Linked DNA regions of Homo sapiens: region 2 is linked to region 1. The links are chromatin loops, found by intact Hi-C in ENCODE. Cell type or tissue: GM12878. All regions are shown on one strand. Each heading gives the region's core, and the rest is flanking DNA. Links, peaks and the distances in the headings are about the cores only. Region 1 overlaps SLC35F3 (solute carrier family 35 member F3). Region 2 overlaps SLC35F3 (solute carrier family 35 member F3).

Evidence for each region. A loop is a pair of places that touch in the nucleus more often than their neighbours do. Peaks named below come from ENCODE experiments on the same cell type or tissue, not always from the same donor. Only the 100,000 strongest peaks of a DNase experiment are listed, where the experiment ranks them.
Region 2: a loop joins it to region 1, with 4 times the contacts of the local background. A loop is called at or near these places in 1 of 110 quality-filtered maps.

The regions. Positions count from the first base shown.
Region 1 is chr1:234,306,562-234,314,561 of GRCh38, reverse strand. It overlaps SLC35F3 (solute carrier family 35 member F3), which reads right to left. Exons shown (of 8, transcript NM_173508.4): 4 at 5,242-5,461. Among named protein-coding and RNA genes, the nearest start is that of MIR4671, 4.1 kb to the right of the region's middle. RefSeq lists an enhancer at 225-519. In GM12878, for the core only: a CTCF peak has its summit at 4,421 (motif pointing right); a DNase peak (open chromatin) is centred at 4,351.
Region 2 is chr1:234,238,530-234,250,091 of GRCh38, reverse strand. The region is part of intron 3 of SLC35F3 (solute carrier family 35 member F3); the gene reads right to left. Among named protein-coding and RNA genes, the nearest start is that of SLC35F3-AS1, 29 kb to the left of the region's middle. RefSeq lists an enhancer at 3,129-3,268. In GM12878, for the core only: no CTCF peak of the experiment used is centred there; DNase peaks (open chromatin) are centred at 3,271 and 5,452; H3K4me3 peaks cover 566 bases; H3K27ac peaks cover 3,490 bases.

The DNA of each region.
Region 1 (8,000 bases), core at 1-8,000:
CTCAAACTCCTGACCTCAGGTGATCCACACACCTCGGCTTTCCAAAGTGTTGGGATTATAGGCATGAGCCACTGTGCCCGGCCTGGAGCTACCTTTTATTGAGCTACCTGGAGCTACCTTTCCAGGCTTACGGCTGAAGTTGGAGGCAATGAAGGACAGTGAGGGGTGATTTTTTCTGAAGACTTGCAGGGCACATTTCCAACCTCTTCCTCTGTTCTCTATTGATTAAATAATAAACAGCTAAAAGCTTCTGCCTGGGCTGCACTGTGCAGCTAAGCTGGGGGAAGGGACAAGGGGGTAGGAAATGAGAGCACGGTTGGACATTGACCTTTTGGTCTGTTGAGGAGATAAACATCAGAGGAGCCTGTGCCACCCCATCAGTTCATTCTGACAGGCAGGCGGGGGACTCTGATCTCCTCCTCCACACCTCCCAGCCTTCTCCTGGGGGTCCCGCCCACAAGGCACAGTGTTGACATCCCTGGCTGTGGGCCTTCCACTCTCTGGACATCAGCAGCCCTGCTATGACCGGACCCATGTGCTGGGATGTGAACTAGGGTTCCTACCTTACTCTCAATACCCTGTGGAGCACAGCAGGGTTGGAACGTGCCCTGTGCCTTTGGGAGCAGAGCTCAAGATTCCTTCCTGATGCCTGGAATTCCTGTTAAGTTTCCAGTTCTATCTTTTAAAAAGTATGCACATATGTTACATTTGACACCCTGACACATCTGAGTTTCTGGGTTTTCATGTGACAATATTTTCCTGCCCATTTCCTGCACTAAAACAAACTCTCTAGGAAGGCCAGTCAAGTCCGCCCTGTGGTTCCATGTGCTCCATGTACATCTTCTCCCTACTGGGGCCCCTGGACAGGTGCTAAGGGTGGGTGTGGAATCATGACAACGGAGCTCCCCTGACCTCCCCATGCCTCTCCTTCCTTACACTGTCCTGTCCCCCCCAGCCCTCAATGCTCCCCACGGAACAATCCTGAAACAAAGACTGATGGGTCACAGTGGCCCAAGACCGAGATGGGTAAGAGCCACCACCTCTTCTTTGTCTAGGGAACAGTTGGCTGGAGGTAAGGAAGGAACACAGGCCGGGGATTACTGCTTAGCATCTTCCTGTCCTCATCCAGCATGGTGACCCACTGTCATAACCTGCCCGGCTGCCAGAGCTCTAGATCTGAGTCCCACGCACCCAGGCCTGAGTCACAGACACACCACTCATCTCCATGACAGTTCTGCTCCCTGCTCCCTGTGGGGCTGAATGGGAAGGCAACAGAAACCTTTGAGCTTTAAAGAGGAGAGAGGAGGGTTAGTGGTGCCCTAGGTGAGGTCTAATCACTGTTGAGACTAGGGCTCCTCCTGCTTAGTCTTGCTAGAAGGTGGCAAGGCCTGGCGCGGTGGTTCACACCTGTAATCCCAGTGCTTTGGGAGGCTGAGGCGGGCAGATTTCTTGGGCCCACAAGTTCAAGACCAGCCTGGGCAACATGGTGAGACTCTGTCTCTACAAAATATGCAAAAAATTAGCTGGGTGTGGTGGCATGCCCCTGACTACCAGCTACTCAGGAGGTTGAGGTGAAAGGATCACTTGAGCCCAGAAGGTTGAGGCTGCAGTGAGCTATGATAGCACCACTGTAATCCAGCCTGGGTGACATAGTGAGATCCTGTCTCTGCAAAACAAAAACAAACAAACAAACAAACAAACAAAAAAACCTAAAAAAAACAAACAACAAAACGTGGCGGGGTGCCTGTTCTCTGCCAAACAGAACCCCATTTGGAAGCTTTTTAGATTTGCACAGCTACAGGCAATTTTACAAAAGGGAAAAATGGACTGATTTTTAATCATTCTTCCCCCAACTCTTTCCCTCCCAGCTGCTGGCCTGCTCTCATTGACTCAAGGATTACTGGAGTTTGGAGGGAACTGGGGGATCCTCTAGTCCACACCTTCTATGTCCGAGAGTAGAAAGTGGCCTGGGCTGTGAGCTCCACCATTGCCTGTCCACTGTGTCTTCCCCCATGCTGGGCTCAGGTTGCAGAGGGCAGCCCCCCACACAGCAGGGAGTCAGGACCAGATACCAGATACTGTTTGGGAATGGATGGCCCCTTTTGAAACACTGTGAACATTTTGATTATTGGAAACATCAGCTGGAATCTGATTGAGATGCGAACTGATCTTGGAAAAAGGTCCATGATCCCCAGGAATGTGCCGCTGGGGTTTGAGGACCCCATGGATGACCTCTTAGCTCACCTTCTGGCTCCTTCCCCCGTCCCTCCTGGTTTAAAGACCCTCACTGTGATTGGTGGTCCCGAACAGCCCTGAACAATCGGAGAATCTCACCTCCCATTTCCCTTGACATGGAGGCTGGGGGTGGTCTCACTCAGCCTGGCTGCAGCTAGCAGGCAGTGTGCGCCCAGGGTTCTACCTGCTCTCATCCTACTCTTGCTTTTGCCACATTAAACTGCCTCTCTAAATGTTCATCCACCAACAAGAGAATTGGGCTGATCCATCAACCCCCTCCAATTGAGAAGGAATAATAAGAATAATGCCATGGAGAAAAGATACCATTTGTTGAGTTTTATGTGTGAGGCATGCATCATCTTATTCTCACAACTGTTTTCTAAGATGAGTAGTAATATTCTCTCCATTTAACAGAGGCTCAGAGACATTTACTAGTCTGCTCAAGGTCCAAACAGCTTATAACAATGGAGCCAAGATCTGTGACCTCGTCACTTGACTCTAGCCTAGGACATCTCCATCGCTGAGCTAGAACCCTGACCTGGAGAACCAGGGAACGTACAGAAAGCACACCTAAGCAGAGAGTCAGATGGCGACACAAGGAGCCACCTTGGCTCCTTCCAAACAGACACTCCAATGGCTTCTCACCCTCTCATACCATACGTGGCCAGGAATCTCCCCAGCATGATAAGACACGTTTGCTTCCTTTTGGATCTGCGCACATGACTTCGACCTATTGATGTTTTCCAGGAACCATGGCCCTTGTGGTTTGAATAATTGCCTTAATAACAAAAGTCTCCTTAGCAGCCAATTCCACAAACATAAGGCTGTGCCTTCAACATGGATTTTTATGTCTGCTTGACTCTCAAGCTCATATGCTCAGCCCTCCAGGATGGAGAACTATGTTAATTCTTTTCAGTCTTTGGAAATTACCTAATGGACAGTGCCAGCCAACCCAGGTCTGAGTGAAGTCTGAGCGGTCCCATGCACCAGTTAGATATTATCTTGGAACTAAATCTCCATCTGTTTATCAAGGAGAATCTCTCAGTCCCTTTGGCACATGGCAGTGTCTCATGATGGATTTTGCTAGCTCTCTGAACTCCTGAAGAAGAGAAGAGGGAGTTCCAACACAACCTGTGGGAGGAAGCTCTTAGATGACTGGTCATGCACTTCGGAGAGGAATAATGATTATTAGAGAGACTCATAACTGCACAGTGCTTTGCAAATTACAAAATGCCATCAATGCCATCACCGACACTGGCTCCTGGGATCTTCATTCAGTGTCAGTCTAGTACCAAAGGCCTTCAACACAAAACTTTGCTCAGTACACAGTGATCAGCAACAGACCAAACCAATCAAGTGGCCACCATGGCCGGAATGTGCCATATTCTGAGGATGACTCTTGGGTGGGGGGTTGGAGGGGTCTTATCCATGCATAGCAGTAAAGATCTAGAAGCATCATGTTGCTTTCTATGAATTTAGGAGTATTTTTCAAGTTTTTCACACCTCCTTCTCTTAACCTCAAAAAAAATGGGTTTCTTCTGCTAGATGCAGAATTAACCTTGAAGCTTCTCTTCCCAGGAACAGGGTCTCATTTGGAATTTTCTAGGGACATCTGAGTCATGCCAAAAATTTCCATAAATTCTCCTGGCTCTTTACATCAAAATAAAGTCAGGAAGGACATGGGTGGGTGGCAGGGGGGCCCAGGACATTCAGATCTTCAGCATCGAGTCAGGCAGCCTGCTGGGTGGCTCACTGTGAGAAGTATCTGCATTTCTTGCAGAGATGCATCAGATCATTTATTTGCTGAAAGCTTTTCTGGTGGCACAGAGAGTGAGTTTTTATTCCAAAATTAACATTAAGCCTCAAAACAAATTTTCCCCCTACTGCGAGCTAAAAATATAACTCAGAAGTTGACTCACGTCCCCACTGCTGTTTGGGTAACTTAGGTGGGTGTGAATGCACCATTAGGGTGATGTCATTGTTCCCAGGACAATGAGGGAAGGACGGAAGTAGAGGGCCCTGCACTGGTGGCCAGCAGGGTTTACTTTCATGGGACTGCCCCTCAAACCGGCTCTTAGCTTTGTGGCTGAAGGGGAAAGCTGTACACTAACTACAGGAGAACTAGCGGCCTGGCTAAATGCTCTCGGCGCTGGTTTGTAGCAAGGTGATGACGGGGCAGTGACAGCTCCTGGCCACAAGAGGGAGCCAGTCAGAAGTCTCTAGGGTTCTGCCCTGTGCTTTGAAACTTCACCTGTTTCTTTTATTCGGGGGAATCTCTCTGTATTTCAGCTGATATTTGATAGTGCACGTGTCCTATTTCATACAGTTGTTATGAAATCCGACGAGCTAACTTTGACTAGCTTCTAATGTAATTGACTGGGTCTCGGTTGTAAAATGAGAGGTAATTCAAGGGATATAATTTCACTCCCCCTTCGTCATTGGTTAGAAGGAAGTGAAGCTGGCCCTTCACAGTTGGGACTTAGCATGAGTGTGTCTGGCCAACTCTGGCTGTGTACACAAGGCCCAGGCAAAGGGCCAAGACTGCATGCACGCATGGATGCCGAAGGATCCTTTGGGTTTCACGCACATCCTCACCCGAGAGTGGCAGTGTTAGCAGAAAGCTCCAGGCTGCAGGGCACGGTCATGCCACGCCCTACAGCCGGGAAAGCCGCCCATGAGAGACGGGGTGAGCACGCAGAGAGCGGAGCACATCGCCATTCCCAGGCTGGGTCCCCGACTGGCACACACTTTAGGGAATGCTTGTTGAAATGCTTGAAATGAAAGGTGCTTTAATGAATGCTTGTCTAGTATGGTTTGCAAGCAAGAAGGTTGGCAAGGCACACCAAGAACCGGGCCCTCTGCTGGGCTCATTTTCTGCTGCAAATCAGAAGGAAAGTGGTCAGCAGCTTATGCTCATGGTCCAGCACATGGAGCTAAGCAAGCCGATGGGCAGGTTTTGGTTGACATGACTGAGTGAGGGAGGAAGACAGATAATAAGGAACTTACCCTCACTCCCATGAATCTGTCCCTGAGAACGATCCATGAGAGCAAGAACACAAAAGCTTTGTTGCAGCAGAACAACACGGAGACATCCGTAGTGTTTATTTTCTTTATTGCATGTAAGTACAGGTAGTTTGTGAGTGTCCAAAGAACACCAAAGGGTGCTGCCTTGGTAAAAAACACCTTCAAAGTCAAGCCATTGTCTCCAAAAAATCGACAGCATTCCCTAAAACAAGGAAAGAGAGGCATCGTTATTATTTTCCTGGGTTCAGACAGACCATTTATTTCCTATAGCAAGTTTTTTTTTTTTTAAGCAAATATAGGAAGGGGCAGGGTTTTAAAATTTATTATTTTTAATAAACATCTTTCTATTAAAGCCCTTCAACCTATTGCTTTAGTCCACTGAAACAAATGTTGCACAGTGATCTAATGTCACAGATTCTTCCTTCTGTTCATGTTAAGCTTGGAATTTATGGTTCTATACAGAAGGTAATGTTGGTGTGTTATCTGACCCGAAGGCCTAATTCTATGGTGATTGACTGAGGGATTCTGTCACTTGCTGAGTAAGAGAAGGGGGTCACTAAACCTTTTTTGGGGTGGGGGTTGTGGGAGAAGGACGGTAATGGAGGAGGATGGATACTCTGGGGGTGGGGGTTGTGGGAGAAGGACGGTAATGGAGGAGGATGGATACTCTGGGGGTGGGGGTTGTGGGAGAAGGACGGTAATGGAGGAGGATGGATACTCTGGGGAAGACAGGGTGTCTAATCTTTTGGCTTTTCTGGGTCACATTAGAAAAAGAATTGTCTTAGGCCACATACAAACTACACTAACACTAACGATAGCTGATGAGCTACAAAAAGAAATCGCAAAAAAAAAAATCTCATAATGTTTTAAGAAAGTTTACAAATTTGTGTTGGGCCTCATTCAAAGCCAGCCTGGACCACATGTGGCCTGTGGGACGGGGGTTGGACAAGCTTGCTCTAAGAGAACACATTGAAACATAGTTTTAAAAAATGTTGCCCTCAGTTGGAATTATCTTTGTGATCAGGCAGGGGCAGTCACTTCTTGGGTATATCTAATACATTTTGGCTATGATACAAATAGTGTTAACTCGTGACCTATTTTCTCCCTGAGGCCATTTTTAGGGTACCTATTCCACCATGTGGAAGCCCCACTTCTCTAAGACACTATCTAGCACAGGAAGAATAAGCAGATCCAAAAGTTCAGAGTCTAACGCGGGAATGAGATGAGGAAACATCTGTAGAAGAAAGTCTTTTGATGCCGTTCTAGAGTCTAGGGGGAAGGATCACAGATAGTTCAAAAAATCTTTAAGAAAATTAAAGCCAGTCTTCTACATGCAGAAGAAGGAAGTAGAGGAGGCCGTGGGGAGCTCGGGTGTGGAGAAAGGCCACTGAGAAGGCTTGGTTGACAGCTGCCTCTTTCCTTGACTGTTGGGGAGTGAAGATCATTGCTGGGTTGGGCCCGATGAGCTAGGCAAGGAGATGGACAAGTGAGGAGGCACTGCTTCATGGAAGTCCCTGTCCAGGCTCATGGACATGGTGCTGCACTGCCACAGCTGGGGATGGCCTGCCAGCCAGGAAGGGAGTCAGCCTGCTAGTGATCTAGAAATAGACTCAGTCCCAAATGAACTGCCACGAGAACAAAAGAAAAGACATCTCTAGAATAAACCAAATGCACTAGGTTGGGGGAATAGCTCTGGTCTGTGCCACTTAATATTAAAATGCAGAGAAAAAGGAGGAAAATTAAAAACAAGAGTCAAAGGGGATTGGGTAAGATTTTAAATTTAATTTTACTGTCTAGTCTTCCTATCAATCTAGAAGGAAATCTGTCTTTGTTCATGACTCAACTATGGGATGTCCATAGCAGGAACAGGAAAACTCCTTAGAGAAAGGCATGAGAGCCTGGGATATTGAGAGAGGAGAAACACACTTACCGTTTTGTGGAGTCTGGTGCAGTTTGGCCACCTCTCTCTGTACACAGAGTCCTATGTTGCTTCTGAACAAACCGGGGCCAGGTAAAACATTCACTTCACTAAATTTATCATGAAACCGATTCAACTGAATTGATTCCATTTTGGCTTTATATAGCTGCAACCCTCATCTAACTGAGAGGCTGATATTTCTGTTTGCCATGTAATTTTCATACAATATTCCAGCTACATTTTCTATGGGGTTTTCCCAAGCCCCTGTTTGCAGAACAGTCTGTTCCCCCAGGGGCAGTGACCGTGAATGATGGCTTCCTTTATGTTTGTGATTATGGTGGCTACAAAGTGATGCTGGTCCATTGAGTATGACCAAAATAAAATACAAATATTCTTTCTGGCCATTAATGTCAATCTATCTCCACTATACTTAGAGGTTTCCCTTTCTAAGAGAAGAACATCATGCAAGCAGAATTTCCAAGTTCCACCTGGCTCACTGTCATGAAAAACAATTCATCTTCTGGAAGGGGCCATCCAAGGCTAACTGGGCAACCTACTTCCTCTTTGAAAATCCATATTTGACTCCTCCAAAGCCTGATCATTGTAGATGGGATGGAGAAGGGAGGTAGGGCACAGATATGGCTTGGTATTGATGGCCCAAGTTGCTGGAAATGGGGAGAGAGTGGGGATCCCATCCTGGAGATGAAAAAGGTGAGACTCTGAGGCCTGGCAGAGTCCTGCTGGCCCTTTAAGGCCTCATGGCCAGGAGATCACAGCTTAGGTTGGTAGGTCTTGGTTCTAATGAGACCAAGACAATTGGCCC
Region 2 (11,562 bases), core at 1,961-9,960, 66 kb after region 1:
GAAAAGAAGGTCTACTACAGGGCCTATAATTTCCTTCTTCTCCCATATATATTTCTAGCTTTTTTCCTAGTTTGGTAAAATATGCTGGGAGACACGGCATACTGTATACTCCCTCGGAGGGTTCCGGTACATATTAGCACTTTAAAGAGTAAGGAGTTCTGCAGTCAAAAACTATACATTCCACAAACTGCTTTGACCACAGAAGCCTAATTAACATGGTGCATTACTAACATTGTGTGGAACACACTTCGGGGGATGCAGCCTCAGGGCTAGACGCACAGAGGTCTGTCTGAGTTATTATGCCCCAGATACCTGTGCTGTCAATCATCTACTTGGGCTAAAGTGTCAAGTTCACCCATGAACGATAATGGTGAGAGACCATTTGAATTCAAACTGGCTTTTACCCTTAGGATGACTACATAATTTTGGGGACCCAATTTTACTTGCAACAAAATAAAAACGCAGGGCCCTGGCCAGGGGTGGGGCAGTCAATCTCACTTTCCCATAGGACCCCTGCCCCAACCCACAGCAGACCAGTGACCACCCCTCTCCTCCAGATGTACTTGGTACTTGGATGAAGGTGGGCAAGAAACCCTCACCGACATGCCCACCAAATGTGCCACAAGAGGTGGCATAAGGAATCTGTTCAGACCCATGGGATAAGGGGGAGGTTCCTCTCCTGCCTGAGGGTTCACACACAGCCCGGCCTCCTTTAGGCAAGGCCATGAAGAATTCCTCTTTCTCACTAGGGAGGATGGAAGCTTCCGTATGGGATAGAGGAAAAACCTGTGAAAGAAGCTAGATATGTGTAAAGGGGTAGAGAGAACTTGAGCAGAAGAATATGACAGTATACACGCCTGGAGGTGGTGATAAGGATGAGACCATTCATGCAAGGTGAGGGTCCTACTGAGTGGGTAGGATACAATTGCCTCACTCCTAGCTCCAGCCCTGCCACTCCCAGGAGGATATTGTGTTTTCCATTTACGATTAGTTAGCGAATCCCTGCAGAGATTCAGGAAATCCTGACTTACTCGCTGGCCAGTGGGTTGCTTCCTGGGGTGCATTCCCTAAGATTCACCCAGAGCACCTGCAAAATCTACTCCCTCTGGATTTGCTGTACAAGCAAGGGATTCCAACAGAAGAAACCTGGAGGATCCCTCACACGTATCTGAAGGTTTCCCTGGTGGCTGCACAGGTGAGGTTTTCACCTGGCCTTCACTCTGAGTAGGGGTCTATGACTCTGGAAGGGCAGGGAGTGTGGGAAGACACCTTGGTCACCTAAGTGGCAACAAGGAACAGAGTTTGATTTCTGGGCTGTGACATGGTGCTTCTGGCAGGAACAGATTTGTATCTTGGGGCTTAGCCTCTGATCAAGAGGATCTGAAATAAGCCTGGGAAAAATCTGAGTGCTTTTTGAATATAGCCAGAACAGCTCCTCTTGAATCTCTTTTTCATATGGCATTTCTTTATGTGATGTTTTTCAATTAGAAGGAAGTGTTCCTCTGCTAAATACCCCTGAAACCAAAAATGAACCAGCCAACCAACCCACCAAACAATGCACCAGCCAACTGACCCATCAAACAATGGACGAGCCAACCAACCCACCAAACAATGCACCAGCCAACTGACCCATCAAACAATGGACCAGCCAACCAACCCACCAAACAATGCACCAGCCAACTGACCCATCAAACAATGGACCAGCCAACCAACCCACTGAACAATGGACCGGCCAACTGACCCATCAAACAATGGACCAGCCAACCAACCCACCAAACAATGGACCAACCAACCAACCCACCAAACAATGGACCAGCCAACTGACCCATCAAACAATGGACCAAACAACCGACCCACCAAACAATGGACCAACCAACCAACCCACCAAACAATGGACCAGCCAACTGACCCATCAAACAATGGACCAGCCAACCAACCCACTGAACAATGGACCAGCCAACCGACCCACAGAACAACTGACCAGCCAACCAGCCCCCCAAACAATGGACCAGCCAACCAACCTACTGAACAATAGACCAGCCATTCAACCTACCAAACAATGGACCAGCCAATCAACCCACCGAACAACGAACCAGTCAACCAACCTACTGAACAATGGACCAGCCAAGCAATCCACCAAGCAATGGACCAACCAACCAACCCACCAAGCAATGGACCAACCAACCTACCCACCAAACAACGGACCAGCCAACTGACCCATCAAACAATGCACCAGCCAACTGACCCATCAAACAATGCACCAGCCAACTGACCCATGAAACAATGGACCAGCCAACCAACCCACTGAACAATGAACCAGCCAACCAACCCACCAAACAATGGACCAGCCAACCGACCCACCAAACAATGGACCAGCCAACCAACCCACTGAACAATGGACCAGCCAACCGACCCACAGAACAACTGACCAGCCAACCAGCCCCCCAAACAATGGACCAGCCAACCAACCTACTGAACAATAGACCAGCCATTCAACCCACCAAACAATGGACCAGCCAATCAACCCACTGAACAACGAACCAGGCAACCAACCCACTGAACAATGGACCATCCAATCAACCTACTGAACAATGGACCAGCCAAGCAATCCACCAAGCAATGGACCAACCAACCAACCAACCCACCAAACAATGGACCAACCAACCAACCCACCAAACAATGGACCAGCCAACCAACCCACCTAAAAATGGACCAGCCAACCAACCTACCGAACAATGGAACAGCCAACCAAACTATCAAACAATGGACCAGCCAATCAACTGACCAACCCAACAATCAAATGACAAAGTTTAAAACCATTGCTCTATTATACACATATGCACACATAGACACATGCATACATGCACCCATGCATTCACATAATTCCACTACTCCCTGCCACACAGAGTTTCTCTTCTTTTTTTGTTTCAAGCACCTAGCACCCAACCTTCCCATACAACTTGGGCTTGGAACTATTTAAGACACCATTGCTGGTGCTCAAGCTCCCACCTGTTTGGTTTCACACCTTGGTTTCCAGGTTTCCAGCCCCATGAACTGGTAACTGGGTCTTGAACTTGGCTGTGGTTTCTGCTATTTTGAGACCATCACACCCTGCCGTGTCTGCCACCTCCTCTGTGCTGTGCCTGGCTCCTAGGACAGCACCATGGTCTGGCCTTACCCCCGACCGACACCATCTGACTTGAACACATACAGCAGCCGACAGGGCCTCCCAATTCTCAGAGCACTCAACCTACAGAGCCACAATAGCACTCTGCTCTGCTGTTCTCACCACTTCTGGGAGTGATTTCTTATTCATGCCTTAACTCAGCATATGGCTGTTTCTGTTTTACGTGTGGTTTTTATTAATGCTAGGTCCCCTGGCAGTTCAGTGCATAAAAGGATGTGACTTGGGTTATACATGACTGTGTTGTCAGTGGCCTGCATTACTGTACTTCTTGGGCACTATTTGCATAAAAATACTTCACCTATTCAGAAGGGGAAAACATCAGTATGGAAAAAGGAATCCAGAAGATTCATGGACAGAAAACACATCGTGTGTTTGCTCTTATCATTTGGCAGCTCCAGAGTAGTTTTCCACTCTCTGAATAATTTATTATCACTTTTATTAGTCCTCTCTATCCAGGTTGATATTATTTTCTGCTTTACTGATACAGGCCCTGCTTCTCAGAGAAAGGAGACAGCAGATGCTGCAGCTGAAGTCTGGGGGAACCTGGGTAGGTCCCAGGGTGTCTAGAAGGGCTTGAAGCTAGACCAGCTGCACCCAAAAGCTTGGGGGTAAATCAGGGTCCTGATTGCTCTCTGGGGTCAGGTTAGAGAAAGTGAACTGCTGCTGCCCTGGTAGAATTCTCCATCTGAGCCACTCCTCCTGCCTCCCAAACCCCAAGCCTCTGCCACTGGCAGCCTTTCCTAGCCCAGTAACACATCTTCCTAACAGAGGCCAGTGTACTACTCTCTCTAAACACCACCTTTGCTTCAGATGCTGTGGAAGATAATATTTTCCAAAGGTGGTAGCAGCAATACCTCCCATTCCATGTACTCTTCCCCGAGATGATCTTGCCACCCTCCAGTCAAGAGGCAAAGTTGATGTCCCCCTCCCCCTTGAAACTGGGCAGGCTCGTAACTGCCTTGACATAAACTATGGTGGAAGTGACACTATGTGACTTTGAGGCTAGGTCCTAAAAGGAATGGAGTTTCTGCTGTGTGTCCACTGATCCCTCTGGGGCTCTGAGCTGCAACCATGAACGCAGTGTGATTACCACGGACCACCCTCCTGTGAGGAAGCCCAGGCCATCAGAAGAGGCCAAGTGTAGACCCTCAGGTTGACAGCTCCAGCTTAGGTGGCCCATGACAACCAGCATCAACTTCCAGACATTGGAGGAAGACAACAGATGTGCCTAGCCCCCAGCTGTTGAGTTGCCCCCTCCAGCACACGCTCTAAGCATCATGGAGCAGGGGAAAAGCCATCCCTTGATGCCAACAAAGGAGTTGTTAATGCCATTAAGGTTCAGATTAGTTTGTTAAAGAGTAATAGTAACTGAAACAGATGTAGGTTCTCAAATCCCATAGCAGGAAGCAATCCCATTGCTGGGTATTTATCCAAAGGAAAATAAATCAGTATCTCAAAGGGATACCTGCACTCACATGTTTATCACAGCACTATTCACAACAGCCAAGATATGGAATCAACTTATGTGTCCATCAATGGACAAATGGATAAAGAAAATGTGGCATATATACACAATGGAATACCATTCCGCTGTAAAAAGGAATGAAATCATGTCATTTGCAGCAACATGGATGGAACTGGAGGTCATTCTGTTAATTGAAATAATCCAGGCACAGAAAGAGAAATACTGCATGTTCTCACTCATGCAGGAGCTAAAAACACTTGATCTCAAGGACACAGAGAACAGAATAATAGTACCAGAGACTGGGAAAGGTAGGTGGTGGTAGAGGGTAGGAGTGAAGTGAAGTTGGTTAATGGGGACAAACATACAGTTAGATAGAAGAAAAGAGTACTAAGGAAAAAGACTAGGGTGACGATGCTTAGCAAACAATATTTTGTGTATTTCAAACTAATGAGAAGAGAGGACATGAAATGATATCAATGCATAAAAATGACAAATACTCAAAGTGATGGAAACCCCCAATAGTGACTTGATCATTACATAGTCTATGCATGTAAAAAACACATTTACACATAATATATATTTTATATTGATAAAAAAGTTAGCAGGACTTTAAAGACCCTAAATGCACAAATCCTCTAAATTCTTCTCTTCCAGGACTCAGTGAGCTTTAGGAACTTGTGAAATTCTAGCCAGTATAAATGTGGAATTGAAACTTCCTGAAGATGGGTTTTTACTCTCAGTTCAATCAGATGGCATAATGGAACTTCCCCTCTGCTAGTCTACTAATTTCAGACCTGACTAATTTCCAAAAAAAAAAAAAAGTGATAATCAAGCACTTCTTTTTCTAAAACTTACTTTGTCATTCAAGGGCTCTTTCTGAATAGGATTAGTTTATCATTCTGGATGATAGAGGAACAGCTTCTTATAAGGACAGAGGGAAATGATTCCTGCATTGCTCCTTGGAGACTGCCTGCCGAGAGCTGATCTTAGCAAGTCTACTCTGATTGTGAACATGATATTGATATCACCACCACTGCCCATGGATAGTTTCTTCCTTCCCCCAACCCCTTTCTACCAGCACCCCACCGGGCACTGTGCAAGGTGCTGGGGACATGCAGGTGAGCAAGACGGACATGATCCCTGTCCTTGTGGTGTTCAAAGATTGACATTTTCTGTCCAGATACTCTTTAAAAATTTTTATTATATTCAGAATAAAAATAAAGCCACATGGAAGCTTTTGGCCAATAAGGATATCTAAGTATGCATGGTAGAGGATGTAGGCTCTCAGACTGACTCCAACTCTGAGCTTGTGGGGAGAGATGGAGATCATACTAATCAATGTCATGCTAGCTGTTATGCCAAACTCTTCTGTTCAGAGGCTTGGCACACAGAAGTTTAGTTTTGATTCATGTTACTGGTTGACAGGTGTCATTTCACCCGTTGGTGAGCCTTCTCCCACCTTGCAGCTATGCAATCCCTTGAAGCCTGGGGATTCTGTGATGTGGCCAGTGGAACAGGGAAGTGGAGGAAAATGCCCATCTGCTTATTATCTGTCTTGGTTGACTGCTAGCCATTTGGAGGGAAGTCACTTAGCCCAAGTTAGATGCCAGGGGAGGCTGGGAGATGTAGTAGTCTCTGGCTGCACAGCCCTCCCTGCAGCAACCCTGCACTGTAGCAGGAGCAGGGATCTTGGCTTCAGAGTCACCCATCTCTGTCTCAGAATGATGTGGTTTTGCAAAGTCAAACGGGACACCAGTGGCTTGCTTAGGACTCCTGAGAGCTGGGGGCTTGGCCAGGAAACCTAGAAGGTGCCAACCTTCCTCTTTAGAGAAGATCTATTACACCTCCTACATCCTCTAAAAGGATTCTGCAAAATGCACGTTTACATGTGTCCCTCAATCTACTTTGTGAATTCCCTCCACTTGCTACATGCGAGAAAACATCTTTACCAAGAGACAAAGGCACTTTCTAAGCTGGGCATAAATACACCAACTTTTGTCCAACTTTAATAACAGTCGGTTATCTAATAATAAAGTGTTATTGGGGATACGCAGGTGAGCATACCCCCAGTAACACTTTATTATTTTTTTTTGAGGCGGAGTCTCACTCTGTCGCCCAGGCTAGAGTGCAGTGGCGTGATCTCTGCAACCTCTGTCTCCCAGGTTCAAGTGATTCTCGTGCCTCAACCTCCCGAGTAGCTGGAATTACAGGTGTGCACCACCACGCCCAGCTAATTTTTTTGTATTGTTAGTAGAGACAGGGTTTCACCATGTTGGACAGGCTGGTCTTGAACTCCTGACCTCAAATGATCTGCCTGCCTTGGCCTCTCAAAGTGCTGGGATTACAGGCATGAGCTACCACACCCGGCCAAAACAAAACACTTTTAACCAATAAGCATTTGGAAGACCCATTCCCCCTACTCCCCCACTAATTCATAGTAAAATACTGATAAGCCTGTCTCCATTTTGTTGGTGAAACACTTAAAGTCTTTCTTTGACAAAGTTCTCTTCTGTTTTTCCCTGAGAAACATGTAGCAAAATAATGCTATCTAGTGTTTCTAATGATGTGTTCCTGCAACAAGGGAGCTTTAATATCCAGTGCTTTTAATTTATTTTGTCATAAATTAATAAAGTATATATGATTGAGAGTAACTCATTAAATGTAAGTGTCATAAAATAAGGCACTTAGGTAAGAAAAGCGTGAAATGCTTCTGATGCACTCCTGAATGTTACATTAAGTACATAAATCATCTTTGTTTTCTCTCTGCTCAACAAAGAATCCAGCCTAGGAGGTGTATGTAATTAGTATAGTTGTATTTTAAATGATCCAGGAAGCATATGAATAGAACTTGCCCAAATATCAGAAAAGGGAGATTCCTCTGGCCAATTGGATTTTTTGTCTTTTTTAACGAACTCAGCTAGACAGTATGAGGTGTGGCCACAAAAACCAATACGCACTTTAAATAATTAAGAGCTTTCCGAGAACAAGTTCACCAGCTGAAAGACACAGTGAACCCACTCACAGCTGGAACCTCTCTTTGAATGGGATGACCCAGGCTGGAAAACGCATCAGAGGAAGTTTCCTAGGGACCCTCCTTGTGGAGCCCCCTTCTCTTTCAGGACCAGATCTAGAGCAGGCTGGGAAGCGGGTGGAAGGGAGGCCTGGCCCAAGATGGGGTAGGCATGTGGCCCCATCTGTTCTGGTTCATGCTTGAAGTAGACACAGCTGCATTCTGGTGAACTGGAGGCTGACTTATGGAGCACTTAGCACAGACACTGGCTATCCAAAAGCATGTGATTTGATTTTGGTTTAAAAATCCAGCATAGCAATTTCCCACGATTCCTGTTCCCACTGGCTCCTGTTTCATTAGCCAAGCAAAGCTTATGTGGAATGTGATATCACAAAATAATATGGGAGAGAATGCCAGTGCCAAAAAGCCTTTACCCTGTGGCTCAATTAGAAATGGATTATTACCCAAAGAAATATGGCATGTGCAGAAAGGCCATCAAGGAAGACTGGATGATGAACAGCAATAATAATCACCACTCGGGTAATCATTGACCAGCAGCAGGGGTACCAGTGACCACTGTTACTGCAGCACTGACCCAGGGCCATGTTCCAGGCGAGCTGATTTGCACCCCAAACCTTGTAGCCCACCGTGTAAACAGGCATTATTGTCTCCATTTTTTTTTTTTTTTTTTTTTGAGACAGAGTGTCACTCTTGTTGCCCAGGCTGGAGTGCAATGGTACAATCTCAGCTCACTGCAACCTCCACCTTCCGGATTCAAGCAATTCTCCTGCCTCAGCCTCACAAGTAGCTGGGATTACAGGCATGTGCTACCATGCCCAGCTAATTTTGTATTTTTAGTAGAAATGGGGTTTTGCCATGTTGGTCAGGCTGGTCTTGAACTCCTGACTTCAGGTGATCCACCCGCCTCTGCCTCCCAAGTGCTGGGGTTACTGAAGTGAGCCACCGCGGCTGTCCTGGATCCATTTTTAAATATGAGAAAACGGAAGCTGCAGGAGCCCTTACAAATAACTTACCCAAAGTCATGTGGGGTGTAAACAGTGGATCTGAGAACTGGAACAAGCCTGAGTCAAAGCTCAGGTCCCTTCCCTCCACACGTGGTCTCATTCCTTTCTATATCCCTGGAGCCTCCTGTGCGTACAACACTTGTATGTACCCCTGTGCCGCATGTGGCAGGAAAGTGGGTTAGTTATTTGGGAAGCCCGTATAATGTCTGTTTCTATGAAGGGCAGGGTGGTCGTTCCAATTTAGCTAGGATTTGTATACAATAAAGGCAAAAGGGGTGCCAGCAGAAAAGAAAAGAAAGAAAAGAAACACATCTGCTTTAGCTTCTGTATGGCACTAGCATGTTTTCTCCTTTTTGCTTTTAAGCTTTAGAAAAATAAAAAGCATCAAGAGCTTGACAGGACATTGCTTTCTAGACAAATGGATCACCTCACATTTCCATCTGGCTTTCAGCTCATATCCTGGAAGGTCATGACAATGATAAGTTCCACATCAGTTCTCTGCCCCTCCTGTCAGGACTTGTCTCAAAGTTCATCTCTGCCAAGAAAGGCTCCTTCCTCCTGCAACAGCCTAAAACAATGACAGGGCACAATGCTGTCCTTCTTGCTGTGGGCTCCAAATCAGCTACCTGGTTAATCTGAACTGAATCTTCATAAGGAGGAAGACTCAGTTACCTGGGGTTCTACTATGTTATCATCATCATCATTATTATTTTATGACCTCATGATCATCATCATCATTTTAGGACCTCCTCCTTGTCATTTTATATATATACATATTTGGCTTTTTTATTTTTTTTTTTCAGAGAGGGTCTCACTCTGTCACCCAGGCTGGAGTGCAGCGGCATGATCTTGGCTCACTGCAACCTCTGCCTCCTGGATTCAAGTGATTCTCCTATCTCAGCCTCCCAAGTAGCTGGGACTACAGGGACGTGCCACCATGTCCAGCTAATTTTTGTATTTTCTGTAGAGATGGGGTTTTGTCATGTTGGCCAGGCTGGTCTTGAACTCCTGGACTCAAGTGATCCACCCGACTCAGCCTCCCAAAATGCTGGGACTACAGGCATATGCCACCACGTCCAGCTAATTTTTGTGTTTTCAGTAGAGACGGGGTTTCGTCATGTTGGCCAGGCTGGTCTCGAACTCCTGGGCTCAAGTGATCCGCCCGACTCAGCCTCCCAAAATGCTGGGATTACAGGCATGAGCCACCATGCCCAGCCCTCCCCCTCATCATTTTATGACCTCATAATCATTATCATTATCAGCATCATTTTATGACATCATCATCATCACTTTATGATTTAGAGAGAGCAGTAGGCATGGTTTGAATGAGTTTTGGTATCCACGTTAGGAGTCAATCAAAGATGGTTAGGAAATCCCTGGACCAAGAACAGTTTAGAACTTTTTACACACCATCGTGTTTAATTTTGTTCATTTCAAACACGATCTACACAGAAGCTGTGGGAGCCCACAGGAGGGACACTCAATCCCACAGTGACCTTTGGAAGTGGGAATTAAAGTCTCCATTTTTTTCAAGTAAGAGCTGAGACTAAGAGCTTTCAGTTGACTTACCTATGACCATGTTGCCAAATAAAGGAAGAGATGAGTTTCCTGCCCAAACTATCTAATGGCAAGCATATGTTCTTATCATCTATCACAATGTCCCAGCATGGGCTAGTAGCACTCCTACCTCTGTTGCTCCAACCTGCCCAGGCACCGCCTCCAGGTTCCTTCCTATAAGGACAGATAGCGCTGACCCACTTCTTTCCTAGTAGTATTTCTGGAGAGGTCTGAGGCTGCAGAGCACAGGGCTCTCTTGCCCTTTCTCTGAGCATCTCTGGACTCATTGATAATATGAATAAGTTGGATCAGAGAATCCTCAAAGTCCTTTTTTGATCTTTCCAGGTCTCTGTGCAGATGATCCTTTGCTAAATGTGGTGAGATTTTTAAGTTTCAATGTGCCTATCGGCTGGCTTACTAGTCTTGACTCGATGAAAAACCACATGGAAAGTAAGAAATGGCTCCACATTTCTTACATTGGGATAGGATGGGGTGGTGCCTGAGCATACTGGTTACATCCTGCAAATCCGTACACACTTGTGACTTTTGTATGCCGCCTACATGGGCCCTCCTTCTCATCTGACCCGCACAAAGATTAACTGATCCTCAAAATCCACCAGTTGAAGGATGCTCCTCTGGGAGACCATCCTTCATTGCTTCCCACCTTTGATTTCACTGTCACATCTATCTTGCAAATATTCACAGGGACCATGGCACTTAAGCTAAAAATGTTACCAAATCCCTTGTTGATAATTCCAGCCTCAGGTATCATGACCGCATAAAAGTCATAATTACACTCATATGGCAGTTATTTAAATGGCTGTTATTCTTCAAACCCGCACCTTAAACACAAACATGAGCGTTGGCACTGACCTTTCAAAGAATTTCAGTGAAATTGAAATAACATTGCTATAGCTGAATAAGACAAGCTCTGGAATTATAAGGTTATAAGACAGATAACCTTCTTAAACTGCTAAACTTCAAAGCCATATCCTTGATTTCTGTTCAAAGATGAATAGCAATCTCAGATAATTGGGATGTGGGATGGCTGAAGTATAGAAAAAAAGGAGATCAAGAGGTAATGAAAATGTTCTGCTTGCCTCAGTGAAAGCCTAAAAATCACTTGTAGAAAGAATATTCTGAACTTGTCTGTAGGGGTGTTTGGCTGTCATTGAATTTCACTGGGATGAAGCCAGCATATGTTAACTGAGATGTGGTGGTGGGGTGGGGGGAGATGCCAGAGGAAAAATAAATGAGCTAATCTATGAATACCACAATGATAGGATGAAAGGGAAGACTATATGGAGTGGTGGGACCT